3 separate regions of the Homo sapiens genome follow, and regions 1 and 3 are each linked to region 2. Evidence: read pairs that join two places in POLR2A ChIA-PET (ENCODE). Cell type or tissue: K562. All regions are shown on one strand.

Region 1 (5,000 bases), 54 kb before region 2:
TATGTGGACCAGCAGTTTGAGCAGTACTTCCGTGATGAGAGCGGCCTCAACCGAAAGAACATCCAAGACAACCGAGTGCACTGCTGCCTATACTTCATCTCCCCCTTCGGGCATGGGTGTGTGGCTGTCCTGGGGCCAGGCTCGGGAGTGCAGCCCCTACAATATGGCCCCCTGGCTGTGCCTATGCCCACCCTTGGCTGCTCTCGGCAGGCTGCGGCCAGTGGATGTGGGTTTCATGAAGGCATTGCATGAGAAGGTCAACATCGTGCCTCTCATCGCCAAAGCTGACTGTCTTGTCCCCAGTGAGATCCGGAAGCTGAAGGAGCGGGTGAGCCTGCCGTCGCACAGGGGCCTGGCCAGGGCCCTGGGGCTGAGAGTACCAGGGGGACTTGTCTGGCCTCAAATCTGATGGTCCTTGCCCCACCACAGATCCGGGAGGAGATTGACAAGTTTGGGATCCATGTATACCAGTTCCCTGAGTGTGACTCGGACGAGGATGAGGACTTCAAGCAGCAGGACCGGGAACTGAAGGTGAACATGCAGACTGGTGGGGCAGGGGGGATGGAGCTGGTGAGGGGCAGAACCAGAGGGCTTTGTCTCCTTCACATTGAGCCTGCTGGAGGAGGGCCAGGTCAGCCCAGTTGGGTGCAAGAGTCATTTGTTCTAGGAGTAGAGGACCTGTACCCCCTTCATCCAGGGCTAGAAGGTAAAGGTCACCATGTCTTTGCCTGGCTGGGGTGGGTCATGTGGGCCCCGTGTGGTGCTTGGCAGGTATGGAGCACTTGCCCAGATCCAGAGGTGCAGCAGTGGGCCAGGCCCCCAACCCCAACCCTCTTCCCATGGGTCACCAGAGGAAGGGGCTGCCCCAGTGGCACACCCTGGCTCCCAGATTTCTGAGCTCCAGGGTTGGTGGCTTTGGGTGCCCCGGCAGCTAGAGTGATGATGGAGACCATGCCAGGGGCAGGTGGCCACCAGGGCAGGGGCATCAGCATGGGGAGACATAGGCTCAGCCCTGGGGAGGGAAGGGGCAGCTGGAGGGGGTGGTTCTTGATGAGGGAGGAGATGAGGAGGGAGCATGCCTGGTTGGGCATAGCCTGGAAAGGCCCTGGAATGTGAGCCACATGGGCTCTGGCTCCAGCCAGGGGCAGAGAGGCCAGAAAGGGGCAACGCCAGGATCTCTTTGAGGAGAGATAGTTGATGGTGATGCTGGAGGGGTGCCCCGGGAGTTACATGCCCGTTTCCCATCAGTAACCGTGCAATTACGCTCACCGGGTGTGAGCCTTTCTCCCTCCTTCCCCCAGGAGAGCGCGCCCTTCGCCGTTATAGGCAGCAACACGGTGGTGGAGGCCAAGGGGCAGCGGGTCCGGGGCCGACTGTACCCCTGGGGGATCGTGGAGGGTGAGTAGAGTCTTGGGGTACCAGGTCTGGTGGGGGAAGGCTGTCCTGGGCCGGCGCCAGCCCACTACCCACCCCCACCCCGCAGTGGAGAACCAGGCGCATTGCGACTTCGTGAAGCTGCGCAACATGCTCATCCGCACGCATATGCACGACCTCAAGGACGTGACGTGCGACGTGCACTACGAGAACTACCGCGCGCACTGCATCCAGCAGATGACCAGGTGCGCGCCCCAGCCGCGAGCCAGACCTCGCCCCTCTGGCCCCGCCCACGTCTCCATAACTGAGGGCCGGTCCTGTCAGCCCACCCAGACTTGAACTTTGCACCATTCCCTAAGCCCCCCCCCTCCCCCAGAGCCTGGTCTCCCTAGAACCAAGTCCAGGGCTGTGAGGGCTCCGGAGGGCAGGGCCTCAGCAGTGGCGGGGATGGGCCAGGCATCGCCAGCCCACGCTGAGCCTCCCGGTGGCGCCGCCCCGCCCATCCTCCCCCCCGCCCCGCGCAGCAAACTGACCCAGGACAGCCGCATGGAGAGCCCCATCCCGATCCTGCCGCTGCCCACCCCGGACGCCGAGACTGAGAAGCTTATCAGGATGAAGGATGAGGAAGTATGTGGGGCGGCGGGGGCGGCGGAGGCGGGCGTCAGGGATGCTCCTCCGCGGTGCTGCTCACCCGCCGGGTTGTCTCCGCCCGCAGCTGAGGCGCATGCAGGAGATGCTGCAGAGGATGAAGCAGCAGATGCAGGACCAGTGACGCTCGCCGCGGACACACCGTCCGTCTCCGGGACGCCCTCGCACCCCTGGACACCAGACCGGACTGTTCCCGACCCGGAGACGCGGGGCCACAGCCCCCAGCTGACCCTAATTTATTCTCAGCACCACCCCCTCCCAGGTCATTGTGTCTGTTTCCGAGGGGCCTGGACCGTAGCCCCCGCCCAGCTGGCCCTCTCTGACCTTGGGGGATCAGGAGCGAAGTTGGGCGGGACTTCAGAGATCCGCCTCCCTTGCCCTTCCCCCGCCCCCGGACGGTCACAGCACCCAAACCGCAGGCCCTGCTCTGGCAGGCAGGCAAAGCTAGGCAGAAGAGGATTCCCAGGATCCTGGGTCTGTTCCCTGCCCCAGTGCTGCAGAACGGACTTGGGAGCCCTCCTTTGCCTGCTCCCGCGGGTCACCCAGCGAGTGCTGAGACCCCATTTTCTGTCGAGGCGGGCCGAGTCTTCCCTTATCCCCAGACGCCTAGCGGGCAGGGTTGGGCTGAATCAAATGGGAGCCCTCCAGACATAAGGAGGCCAGAGGCTGCAAGGAGCGGGGTCGTGACCGCTTACACCCCTTCTCCACAGCCCGGCCCGACCTGGAGGGCCCCCGGGGCACTGGGCGGTGAGCCACCTCCTGGCAACTCTCGGTGCCGTCCCCTGCCCTCGCTCGAGGCCTCTTCTCCCCAGCACCGCTGTGGTGTGCCGGGATCCTGAGCCTAGGCCTCCCGATGTTCCCACCCGCATGATCCCTTCCCGCCACACGATGCTCCGTTTTCTTCCGTTGTGAATGCCGCGTCCTGTCCTGGTGACAGGAGAACAATGTTGGTGAACGTCGCAGCGGGTGTCCGAGTGCTCCGTGTGCCCCTGAGAGCGGGTGGGAGCGGAAGCCTGAGCGGCCTGCGGCCTCCGGCGATAGTGTGCTATCTGCCGCTGCAGCGCGCGTCCGCGCGGCCTCTGGGCTATTTCTGGCCAGGCCGCAGCACTGTGGTCGGTGCGGGCGTGGCAGGGGCGGGGCGGCCTTATCGCTCGGCTCTCCCGCCTACGCCTCCCGCTGCAGAGTAAGCCGGGCTGCCGTCTTCTCGCCATGGGCTCCGGTGAGTCTGGAGTCCGGTCGGGCCCCCGGCTGCTCCCTAGGCCGACCCGGGTTGAGAGGAGCTCTGGTCGTTTGGCTGCAGCTGGGAGAGACTTGGGTCAGACTTAGAGGGGACTTCCAGCCGGCGTGCGGGGTGGTCAGGGTGGAGAGGCTGGCGGGCTACCGGGACGCCGGGCATCAGGGGCTGGATGGAGCCGGGCCGGCAGTCTGGGTACTCAGAGATGTCGCCCAGGTGCCCGCCGACCGCTCGGCTTACTGCGGCGCTTCCCTTGCAGGGCCGCGCGGGGCGCTGAGCTTACTGCTCCTGCTGCTGGCCCCGCCGAGCCGCCCGGCCGCAGGTTGCCCGGCGCCCTGTAGCTGCGCGGGGACGCTCGTGGACTGCGGGCGCCGCGGGCTGACTTGGGCCTCGCTGCCGACCGCCTTCCCTGTCGACACAACCGAGCTGGTGCTGACCGGCAACAACCTGACGGCGCTGCCGCCGGGGCTGCTGGACGCGCTGCCCGCGCTGCGCACCGCACACCTGGGCGCCAACCCCTGGCGCTGCGACTGCCGCCTTGTGCCGCTGCGCGCCTGGCTGGCCGGCCGCCCCGAGCGTGCGCCCTACCGCGACCTGCGTTGCGTGGCGCCCCCAGCGCTGCGCGGCCGCCTGCTGCCCTATCTGGCCGAGGACGAGCTGCGCGCCGCTTGCGCTCCCGGCCCGCTCTGCTGGGGGGCGCTGGCGGCGCAGCTTGCGCTGCTGGGCCTTGGGCTGCTGCACGCGTTGCTGCTGGTGCTGCTGCTGTGCCGCCTGCGGAGGCTGCGGGCCCGGGCCCGCGCTCGCGCCGCAGCCCGGCTGTCGCTGACCGACCCGCTGGTGGCCGAGCGAGCCGGAACCGACGAGTCCTGAGGAGAGAACCGGTGCGTCCTGAGGAGAGAACCGGCGCTGGGCAACACGGGCCTGCAAACTCGACAGGACCCTGCCCGAGGGGCCCTCGCGCCAACCTGGACCGGTCCCCGCCTCCTCCGCTGCCCAATCTCTCAGACCCACCCCACCTGCAGGCCCAGACCACGTGGGACAGAACTCCTGCCCACCCTACCCCGAGGGAGGCGAACCCGCACTTCCAGGCTTGGGAGGACCATGGGGCACAATGCGGTCCAGACCCTGCTGCGTCTCCCTTCCAAACTCTGGTGCTGAATAAACCCTTCTGATCTGGTCTTCTCTGCACGACTGACCTGGAAATTCCCCTCGCCAAACTCAGGAAAAGGCCCCAGGAGGCGGTTCAAGGGGACACAAACACATCCTCACATGCCCACCCTAACCTCAGGGGCAGACAGGAGTCAGTGGGTGACCTCTCCCCTTCCAGACACACTCCCAAAAGGCCACATGGGAAGGCATGAGAGAGATGCTAAGTGATAACGTGGGGGCCAGTGAGGACGTTGTGGGGACACTGAGGACCCTGTGGGGGCAGTGAGGATGCTGTGGGGATGCTGTGGGGACAGTAAGGACACTGGGGGCAGTGAGGACGCTGTGGACACTGCGGACGCTGTGGGGACAATGACGCTGTGGACAGTGAGGACGCTGTGGGGGCGGTGAGGACACTGTGGAGTGAGGACACTGGGGGCAGTGAGGACGCTGTGGACAGTGAGGGCGCTGTGGGGGCGGTGAGGACGCTGTAGGGGCGGTGAGGACGCTGTGGGGGCGGTGAAGGCGCTGTGGGGATGGTGAGGACGCTATCCGGGGCGGTGAGGACGCTGTGGACGGTGAGAACGCTGTGGGGACA
Region 2 (5,000 bases):
TTGTTAGGGACTGGGGGAGAGGAATGGGGAGTTGGCGTCTAGTGGGGACAGAGGTTCCATTTTGCGTTCATCTGGAGGTGGACGCACAGCATCGGGAATACACAATGCCACTGAATTGTGTACTTCAACATGGTCACAATGGCACATTCTTTATTTTTTGTAGAGACAGGGTGTCACTGTGTTGCCCAGGCTAGCCTCGAACTCGGGTTCAGGCTCTCCTTCCACCTCGGCCTCCCAAAGTGCTGGGATTATAGGTGTGAGCCACCACACCTGGCCAAATTTGTGGGTTTTTTGGTTTTTATGTTTTTGAAACAGAGTTTCTCCCTTGTCACCTAGGCTGGAGTACAGTGGCGCGATCTTGGCTCACTGCAACCTTTACCTCCTGGGTTCAAGCGATTCTCCTGCCTCAGCCTCCCAAGTAGCTGGGATTACAGGCACCTGCCAACACACCCAGCTAATTTTTTCTATTTTTAGTAGAGACGGGGTTTCACCATGTTGGCCAGGCTGGTCTCGAACTCCTGACCTCAGGTGATCCGCCCACCTCAGCCTCCCAAAGTGCTGGGATTACAGGAGTGAGGCGCTGCGCCCAGCCAAAATTTGTGTTTTTAAATGTATGTTTAACAATTTAAAAATCCTAGATCATCCACAGTTTGCAAAAGCCACTGCTATCCATCTTGGATTGACCAATTCCCTACCTGCCTCTAAAGCGGTGGTTTTTTAACAGGAGCAGTCTTGCCCCCTGGGGTGTTTGACAGTGCCTGGGACACTGGGTGGGGGTGCTTCTGGCATCTGGTGGGTGGAGGTGGGGTATGCTTTTCACCTCCTGCAATGCACGCTCGGAACCACAGGTCCGGAGCCATGGGGCTGCTGTGGCGAGGTCTTCCCACATGGCCGCACCCTGTCTGAAGGAGCTAGTGGTGGGGCCCCGAATATTCTGAGGCCAGGAGCTCCCAAGTCCCACCTGGCATGAAGCGGTGCCCCAGGGCCCTCTCCGCACTCCTCCCCCTGCCCAAGTGGGCCCAGACTCCCCAGTGAGGCCGCATGGCCTGGAGTGCTCGCCTGGAGCCTGAGGGGTCTGGCTGCTGTGAGGTGGGCTTCGAGGGTGGCTGCCAGGCTGTGCTGGAGAGGGCTGGGCATCAGAAGGCTGGTGACAGCCTTGCAGGGAGACGGAGGGTTACCGGAGCCATCCCTGGAGGTGGCCCCTCCAAGTGCTCGGGCCCCAGGCAAGTCCCACCGGCTCCCGAGTGGAAGGTGTAAGCCACGTGGGCACAGGTGGGAGGGAGTTCTCACCACCCATGGCTGCTAGTGCCCCTGAAACCACCTGGAAGTCCCAGCGGCTTCCCCAGGGACAGGCAGTGCTGTGGCCCGTGTCCACCCCAGCTCTGGGGCCTGTGCTCGTGGCTCCGTGTCTGCCCGTGGTCTCCCTCTCTCTCAGGGGTGGTTTCTCTGTCCCTACCCAATATGGTGCTCTATAGCTTTCCTTAGGATCCTAGCTCCTCAGGAGGAAGACGTGTGGCCCCTTGCTCCAGGAAGGCCCAGTCCTCCCTCACTGGGGGTGGGAGGGTAAGGCAAAAGTGCCAAAGTGTCCATCCCATGAATGCAAGACACACAGTGCCTGCTCTAGAAGAGCTCATGTTCCAGCAGGGACAGCTAACACCCAGGGGCCTGCACGGGGTGGAGGGCTCTTCAGAGGCAGGATCACCTCGGAGATGGGTGCAGGGGACCTCGGGCCACCCCAGGGCCAGGCCTGCTTGCCCTGCTTAGGAGCTGGGTCTCCCACTCAGGGAGGGAGGGGTCATGTCTCAAGGGCAGCCACTGGGCCTGAAAAGCAGAACCGCATGTGATCAGTCTGGGTGGGCAAGACTTCAAGAGAGCACGCCTACCCTCAAGGGATGGAAGCAGAGGCTGGTAGCCGACGTCCATGCCAGCCACCAACTCAGAGCCAGCACACTACCCGCATGTGCCTCTGCCAATGAGTGGATGAAAAGCAGCGACCTACAGATGCAGGCAACCTGGATGAGTCTTGACTTTATCTCACGGAGGGAAGGAAGCAGGCTCGGGAGGTGCCGTGCCGCGTGGCTCTGTTTATAAGCTGTCTGGGAAAAGGCAAAACCACAGTACAGAACACAGATCAGCCAGTGCAGGCAGGAAGGGCCAGCACACGGGGTGGGAGGAGCTTCCTGGGTAACGCTCAATCCCATACGCTACAGAGGGCGCATGTTATTGAACATTAAGGTTTTTTTAAAAAATTTTAATTTAATATAATTTAATTATTATTATACTGTTTTAGGGTACATGTGCACAACATGCAGGTTTGTTACATATGTATACATGTGCCATGTTGGTGTGCTGCACCTATTAACTCGTCATTTAGCATTAGGTATGTCTCCTAATGCTATCCCTCCCCCTCCCCCTACCCCACAACAGTCCCCGGAGTGTGATGTTCCCCTTCCTGTGTCCGTGTGTTCTCATTGTTCAATTCCCACCTATGAGTGAGAACATGCGGTGTTTGGTTTTTTGTCCTTGCGATAGTTTGCTGAGAATGATGGTTTCCAGTTTCATCCATGTCCCTATGAAGGACATGAGCTCTTCATTTTTTATGGCTGCATAGTATTCCATGGTGTATATGTGCCACATTTTCTTAATCCAGTCTATCGTTGTTGGACATTTGGGTTGGTTCCAAGTCTTTGCTATTGTGAATAGTGCTGCAATAAACATACGTGTGCATGTGTCTTTATAGCAGCATGATTTATAATCCTTTGGGTATATACCCAGTAATGGGGTGGCTGAGTTCTACTCTTATAAAGAGCGTGCTGGCCTTTCCCATGCCTTCTCGTCTGTTTTGACCCATTCTGGGTATCGGTCCTTTTCGTCTCCCCCTCTCCATCCTCTCTCAGCCCCTTTCACTGGGTTTCAGTGTGCTGGGCACAGGTTCAGGGTGTGTTGTTACTCTTAATTTTTTTTTTTTTTTTTTTGAGACAGGGTCTCCCTCTGCCCCCCAGCCTGGAGTGCAGTGGTATGATCATGGCTCACGGCAGCCTTGACCTCCTAGGCTCAAGTGATCCTCTTACCTCAACCTCCCATGTAGCTGGGAACACAGGCACGCACCACCATGCCCGGCTAATTTTTAAGTTTTTTGTGGAGATGGGATTTTGCCATGTTGCTCAGGCTGGTCTCGAACTCCTGAGCTCAAGTGATCCTCTTGCCTTGGCCTCTCAAAGTGCTGGGATTACAGGCGTGAGCCACCACACCCAACCAGGATTTATTACTCTTAACTAGTAAAACAGCACATTCCTGCTCATTTCAAGAGACAGGATCTTGCTCTGTCACCCAGGCTGGAGTGCAGTGGCATCGTGATCAAGGCTCACTGCAGCCTCAACCTCCCAGTCTCAAGCAAACCTTCCTCCTCAGTCTCCCGAACAGCTAGGACTACAGGTGTGTGCCACCACACCTGGCTTTTTTGATGTTGTTGTTGTTGTTAGAGATGGGGGTCTCACTATGTTGCCCAGGCTGGTCACAAACTCCTGAGCTCAAGTGATCCTCCCGCTTTTGCCCTCCAAAGCACTGGGATTATAGGTGTGAGCCACTGCACCTGGCCATTGCTCCTTATTTCTTTTCTTTCTTTCTTTTCTTCTTCTTTTTTTTTTTTGAGACGGAGTTTCGTTCTGGTTGCCCAGGCTGGAGTGCAATGGCGTAGTCTCAGCTCACTGCAAACTCCACCTCCTGGGCTCAAGCAATCCTCCTGCCTCAGCCTCCCAAATAGCTGGGATTACAGGCATGCGCCACCATGCCTGGCTAATTTTTGTATTTTCAGTAGAGACGGGGCTTCACCATGTTGGGCAGGCTGATCTCAAACTCCTGGGCTCAAATGATCCGCCTGCCTCAGCCTCCCAAAGTTCTGGGATTGTAGGCATGAGCCACCGTGTCCAGCCCCTTTGAAACCCCATCTCTACTAAAAATATAAAAGTTAGCTGGACGTGGCGGCAGGTGCCTGTAATCCCAGCTACTTGGGAGGCTGAGGCAGGATAACTGCTTGAACTTGGGAGGTGGAGGTTGCAGTGAGCTGAGATTGCACCACTGCACTCCAGCCTAGGCAACAATAAGACTCCGTCTCAAACAAATAAAATAAATAAAAGTAGGTAAGGGGGAGATCTGGTTCCCTGATCCGACGTCTTTCCTTGGGGTCACTGACTGTGGGAAAGGCCTGTGCTGGGCTGAGGTGGGACCTGGTGTGGCTGTGGAGGCCGTGTCTGTGTCTGTGTCCTGTGGGCGGCTCGGCTCGTTGGGAGATGCAGTCCTGTCCTGCCCTTCCATGCGGTTCAGACACTGGACATTTGTGCAGTCTGATCTGCAAGAAAAGAGAGGCACCTCTGACATGGTACTTCATCCACTCTCATTGGATGGGGTTGTCACCCAGGTGGACATGTCCTGAAGGACAAGGAAGTGAAAGCTGAGACGTCTAGGAACACACCAGAGAGAGAAGTGGAGCTTCTGAGGGATGCAGGTGGCTGTGTGAACCTGGGGCTCCCCTGCCCCGCAGAGTGCCAACCCTTCAATACCCAGGGCCTGGTGGCTGGGAGGACCGCAGGTGACCGTCTTTGTTGAATGCTGAGGCCGGGCCATGGGCACATGGAGTTGTCGTGTTTCCCTTCACTTTGGTTCATGTTTGAAATTTCCAAAATTAAAAAAACAGTGACTTGTTCAGTAAATTCCAATATGAATAAAGTGCATGTTTTGTAATAAATACTTCTCCATAGAGTCACACTCCCAGTTGATAAATCAAAACTTGTTGGATAAAACAAAGTAAATTTCTCCTGACATTTAAACATTGACTGTAAACTCATTATAAACACTTCTAAATATTTAATGGAAACTACAAGCTTAACATATCTGATCCAAAAATGCCTTAAACACCTCAGTACAGACACCCACACACTATGAGGATGATTCCCTCAAACTGGTTCTGAAAGCAGTAGCTGTGCTTTTCTCTATCGCGTTCT
Region 3 (5,000 bases), 96 kb after region 2:
GAGGCTCGGCTGCATCTGCAGGACAGCACCAAGGGCCCACGGGCACCAGGCCCAGGTCTGAAGCTGCAGCCCTGACGGTTCCCATGATCAAGTGTGCAGGGATTAAGGAGCAGTATCTGGAAAATGGGCCCACAGTCTTGCCTCTCTCTCCCAGGGTTGCCCAGAAGACCCATCCAGGGTGTTGACAGCAGCAATCACTGGCATTTAGTGCATGGACTTGGCCGCAGGGCGTAGGCACCGTGTGGGTTGTCGTCCTCCACTCCTGGCCAGTGCAGGCAGTCTCGGCTGCTGTCGCCTGTATTCCCTGACGACCCGTAGTGCCAGCCCGAGCTGGATGCTGTCACCGCCTGACGGAGCGCAGGGTGTCTGTGGCAAGTCCTCAACTCTTGGCCAAACTTCACCCTGCATGGTGGATTCTGGGAACAGAAATCGATGATGCCAGCCACGCCTGCCGGGCTTGGAGGTGGGCCCTGTGGCTGACGCTCAGGGGGCTGCTGCAGGTGAGGCCCAAGGAGCGCCCAGGTGTCCGGGGTCCCATCCCTCCCACACTCTGCCTCCCAGAACCCCGTCGGGGCTGCATCACATCCATTTCCTGGGTTATCAGTCTCGTGGCAGCTCTTGCCTGTTGAAGAATCTTCTGTCCAGCTATTTCCCAAGCTGAACATTCCAGGTTGTGGCTGGACAGGCCCTTGCCCGCCTGCCCCCAACCCTGAGCTCCTTCCTTCACTAGCCCACCAGCAGCTCGGCTCCCTGCAGCCGGCCCCGTGGGACCTGGTCTGGGCAGGGGCACAGCAGAGCTGGGATCTGCACAGCACTGGAGCACTGGATCCTGCCTGGAAGAGCACAGCCCAGAAGCCCCAAGCACAGGGGGGAGGCCCCTCAGCCCGGGCGCAGAGGGACATGGGAGCACACGGAGCCAGTTCCTCCCTGCCTGCCTTCTGCTCGGGGTGGCAGCCAGGACGCCAGCGTGTACCTCTTTATGCCCCTGCCTGGTCCAGGAAGAACCTCAGGCAGCTTGCAGGGCCATGCAGTGCCCAGCCAGAGAGCCCAGCTCGAAGATGGTGGTAGAGGAAGGAGACCAGGCTGGGCATAGGATGCTCCCGTGCCAGGCTCTGTTGAGCTCTGGGCTTCCGCTGGGAGGGCTGGGGAGGGGAGGGCCAGGGAGACAGAGGTGGGCTAGCCCAAGGACGCAGCCTGGGGGCCCATGGGAGGGGTCTTGTGGGCCAGTGGCCCTACCAGGACGGGCGTGGGGCTGCTGCCTAGGGCTCCATGGAAGCCCAGGGAGTGGGATCTGGAAGTCTCTCTCAGCAGCTGGCTGGCTCTCTGGCCTGGCCAAGCAGGCAAAAGTAGGGGCCAAGGTGCTGGGTGGATGGGCTGCGGGGTCCCTGGTGGCATGGGGGCCCACGTCCAGGCCCTGCTAGAGCAGTCCCAGGTGGGGGGTAGCTGGGTTGTGGAGAGGGACACCACCCCAGCACACTCCCATTCTAGTCTTCGCCCCATGTGAGTTGGGCTGAGGCCCCCACATGGGCTGGGAGGTCCACAGCCTGTGCATTTGGGGCCAGGAGAGGGCATCTTCCTCTACTGCCCAAGAGTAAGACCTGGCCCAGGCCCATCTGGATGGAGAGGCAGTTCAGAGGGAGATGCTTCCTGATGGGGCGCCCTGTGCCTGGGCCTTAATACCTGTAGGGGCTGCACCACCTGCCCTGGCCACTGATGCTGGCCCGCTGGCCTTGGGTGTAGACCCCCTGCTGCTTCCTGCTCCAGAGGGTGGGGATCCCCGTGTCTGGCAATGAATGACCCACACCAACCCTCCTGGACCCTGACTAGGCCCAAGGGTGGGAAGTGGCGATGAGTGAGGGCAGGTGGGCAGAGGCCAGCAGGTCTCATCAGGCTGGGCGGGAGGATCTCTTGCCCAGGACAGGGGCACTCAGGGACCCTGGGGAGGAGAAGTGGCTCCCAGAGGGACACGGGGTGGGGCAGCAGCCTGGGACCGAGACCAGGAGGCTCAGGTGGCTCTGAGCTCTGGGAGGCAGGAGTGGCCCCCACCCACCAGCCCAACGCAGACACCAACACGCTTCTCATGCCACCCACTGAAGCCAGGTGCCAACCTGTGCTCTCTTGGGGAGGGATGTGAGCATGGGGCGGTGACGCCACTAGGATGGAGCCTCAACCCGAGGTGGCCCAGGCACCTGGAGCCTCAATAGGGCCTGGAGGGGTTAGTGTGGCCTCATGGCCCTGCCCCGATGAGCACACTGCCCAGCCACCTCAGGGCATCCCTCATTAAAGGTCTTGGGTCACCTCCAGTTCTTGCCCAGTGTGTGAGGGGTAGGTGGGGGCCTCAGGCCTGCCTCTGGGTCCTGCTTCAACCTGGGGAGGGGACCAGGGCCCAGTGCCCAGGCACTGGCGGCACCTCCAAGCTGCTGCACTGGGGCTGGAGTGGCCGTGGGCCAGGTAAGGCAAGCAGGTGTCAGCCGAGGTGAGCTCATGTGCCAAGACCCTGTGGGAGGAGCCCAAACCCGAGGCCAGGAAACAGGTGCTCTCAACTGCAGCCCCACCAAACTGCAGCCCCACCTGACGCTGCTGCTCTCACAGGGGCAGCCCTGCCTGAGGGCCTAGCCAGCACTAAGGTCACCTCACGGCCAGGAGAGCAGGGCCGAGGTGCCCGATGGCTGCCAAGTGAGGCTAGGGCCAAGCAAGGGTGCAGCATGCTCAGGGAGGGGGCTGCAGTCTGAGCATCTCAGTTACCCCTCCCCTTGAGCTGATGACCCCTGCTGTACCCCCTGTCCACTCCTCAGAGCCCTGCCAGGCCCTGCCCTCCCCTGCTGCCCCGCTGTGGCCCTCGAAGCCCTCCATAACTGTGTGTCCCCTCCCCTGCATGTGGACCACCCAGGGGGCCTGGGGAACTGCCCAATGTCACTCAGGGGTGTTGGGGGCAGGAGAGGGTGACACTGCCCCATGCAGGGTGTGGCAGAGAGGGGCCACTCAGCCTCGCTGGGCAGCACCCCCCGCCCACTTCTCCTGCTCCCACGTCTTTGCGAGATCCGGTGCCACAGCAGAAGTGTGGAGGATGTCGCCGGGGGTAATTGCAGGTTACACAGAACAATCTGAGGAATTAAAGTCATATTTTTATTGCACCATAAAAACATGTGAAGGCGGCAGGACGGCGGCCGCGGGGCCAGGCGGAGAGCACCCGGCTCTGGCCCCACCCTGCACTCCCTGGGCCGTCTCCAGGGAGACGCAGGATCGAAACCACTGTTGGCCCAGCACACCGGTCCCACGCTGGGCAAGGGAGACCGGGAGAGCGGCCGCTTTGCCCACATTGCCCTGCTGGGCCCTGGTTCCTGCCCTGGCTGTGCAGCTGCCTGGGTGGGGGCTCTGGGCCAGTGTCCCACCAGAGTAGTGAGGTGTGGGGATGGCCTGTGCCTGCGGGGTCCCCTGGGCCTGGTCTGCAGCCAGGTGCCTGCCAGTTCAGCACCGGCCCTGAGAGGGCCTGGGGCAGCAGTGCTGGCCTCTTTGTGGCCACTCTTCACCTGCAGCACCCATTGCTTGTAAACTGGGCTGGACCCCTGCCTACCACTTACCAGGAGGGTATGAGCCCCTGTGCAGCAGGAGCCCAAGGACCCACGGCTGCCTGGGATGTGTGTGGTGGATGTTTTGGTCCCTCCTAGGGGATGTGCAGGCCGGCTGAATGGGCCACACAGCGTGGGAGAGCCGAGGTCACAGAGAGCAGGTGTGTGGTACACGGTGTGTTCTGGGAAGAAGGGGCACGCAGAGAAAACCACCTGGAGGGGCCAGTGGGGACATGGACGTGTGGGTGGCTCTCAGGCCACCAGCAACAGGTACTCCTGGTCGGCTGGGCAGACAGGGAGGCAAGAGGCCCTCCCGGCAGAATGCGGCCCAGTGTGTAGTGCGGGCTCCACACAGCTGCATCCTCTCCATCACCACAAAAGCACCAAGGCCATTTCAAGCTTTCCCCATGCTCCCTGGCAGGGGCTGATCCCAGGGCCAAGGAATCCACAGGCCCTCTGCCCCCTTCCTGGCTGCTGCCCAGAGCCACCCCCCAGAGCCCAGGCAGCAGGTGTAGGCTGACCTCCCAGCCTGGCGGTGCCTCCACGGCAAAAAAAACTTGCAGGCCTAGAGGCGAGCCCCACCCACAGGATCCGGCCCAGGCATGCCACCAGCCGTGTGTTAAATGGGACACGGCTGATCTAGAGCTGCACTTGTGGGAGGGCCTGGCCCAGCACTTGGCATCTTAAGTGGGCGTCTGAGAGCTCACGCGCACGTTTCACACAGCAAGTCGGGCTCCTGCAGGCCCATTAAGGTGCAAAGGCATTCCTCTGTGTGCTGACAAGCAGGGTCCCATCCACGGCTCCGGGCCGGCAGACTAAGTGATGTTTTCTTAAGGAAGACACGCGATTAGCCACAGCTAAAGCCCCAGCACAATGCAGGGCCCGGCCATGGCTGTCAGCGCTGTCTCTCGGCAGTGACTGACAGGCACTCCCCAGCCCATCAAGCCTCAATGCACAGGATTAGCCTGACGCAGCCGACAAGCTGACTTGGAGGGCCACGGTGGAAAACCGGCAAAGTGACTGACATCCGGGGACAGAGAGCCTCACACAGCCCTGCTACCTCCTGTCATGGGCCTGCCTGCTGGCGGGCTGTTCCAGAACAAAGCCGGTGTTGCCGCCCCTCCCAAGAGCCTCCCTGGCACTGGGCTGCCCTTCTTGCTTCAAGGTGCAGAGACCTAGGCAGAGGGTCCCAGGAAAAACCCTCAGTGGGCGTCTTCAGGCCAGAGGCCAGGCAGCTGTGGGGCAGGTGGGGCGGCTCCGCCTCCTGCCTAAGTGGGGTCCCTAGCACTGCAAGTCTGCTCCCCTCTGCCCAGGGCTGCTTGGAATTGTGCTCGGGGGTTCAAGGGGCCCCAGCGGACTCTGGGCTGCCCTGGATGGAAGCTACTCACGATTGAAGAGGGGCCTGGTGGCCTGGCCAGACCCCACCCACCT

The links. ChIA-PET counts read pairs that join two places held together with the same protein. Peaks named below come from ENCODE experiments on the same cell type or tissue, not always from the same donor. Only the 100,000 strongest peaks of a DNase experiment are listed, where the experiment ranks them.
Region 1: POLR2A ChIA-PET joins it to region 2 with 5 read pairs; 4 of 35 experiments call an interaction of 5 or more read pairs at or near these places.
Region 3: POLR2A ChIA-PET joins it to region 2 with 5 read pairs; 2 of 35 experiments call an interaction of 5 or more read pairs at or near these places.

Annotation. Positions count from the first base shown.
Region 1 is chr22:19,720,339-19,725,338 of GRCh38, forward strand. SEPTIN5 (septin 5) reads left to right here. Exons shown (of 12, transcript NM_002688.6): 6 at 1-116; 7 at 211-328; 8 at 430-531; 9 at 1,302-1,398; 10 at 1,484-1,619; 11 at 1,899-2,001; 12 at 2,090-2,981. The coding sequence ends at 2,146. GP1BB (glycoprotein Ib platelet subunit beta) reads left to right here and starts at 3,201. Exons shown (of 2, transcript NM_000407.5): 1 at 3,201-3,241; 2 at 3,516-4,433. The coding sequence starts at 3,232. The coding sequence ends at 4,126. SEPT5-GP1BB (SEPT5-GP1BB readthrough) reads left to right here. Exons shown (of 12, transcript NR_037611.1): 5 at 1-116; 6 at 211-328; 7 at 430-531; 8 at 1,302-1,398; 9 at 1,484-1,619; 10 at 1,899-2,001; 11 at 2,090-3,241; 12 at 3,516-4,436. RefSeq lists enhancers at 2,526-3,304, 3,305-4,082. In K562, CTCF peaks have their summits at 3,113, 3,522 and 3,945; DNase peaks (open chromatin) are centred at 1,963, 2,393, 3,123 and 3,913; H3K4me3 peaks cover 3,415 bases.
Region 2 is chr22:19,774,803-19,779,802 of GRCh38, forward strand. It overlaps a transcript of TBX1 not described here. Among named protein-coding and RNA genes, the nearest start is that of TBX1, 17 kb to the left of the region's middle. RefSeq lists a silencer at 1,737-2,238. In K562, no CTCF peak of the experiment used is centred here; a DNase peak (open chromatin) is centred at 2,149.
Region 3 is chr22:19,870,477-19,875,476 of GRCh38, forward strand. No RefSeq gene overlaps it. Among named protein-coding and RNA genes, the nearest start is that of RTL10, 18 kb to the left of the region's middle. In K562, no CTCF peak of the experiment used is centred here; no DNase peak of the experiment used is centred here; H3K27me3 peaks cover 1,507 bases.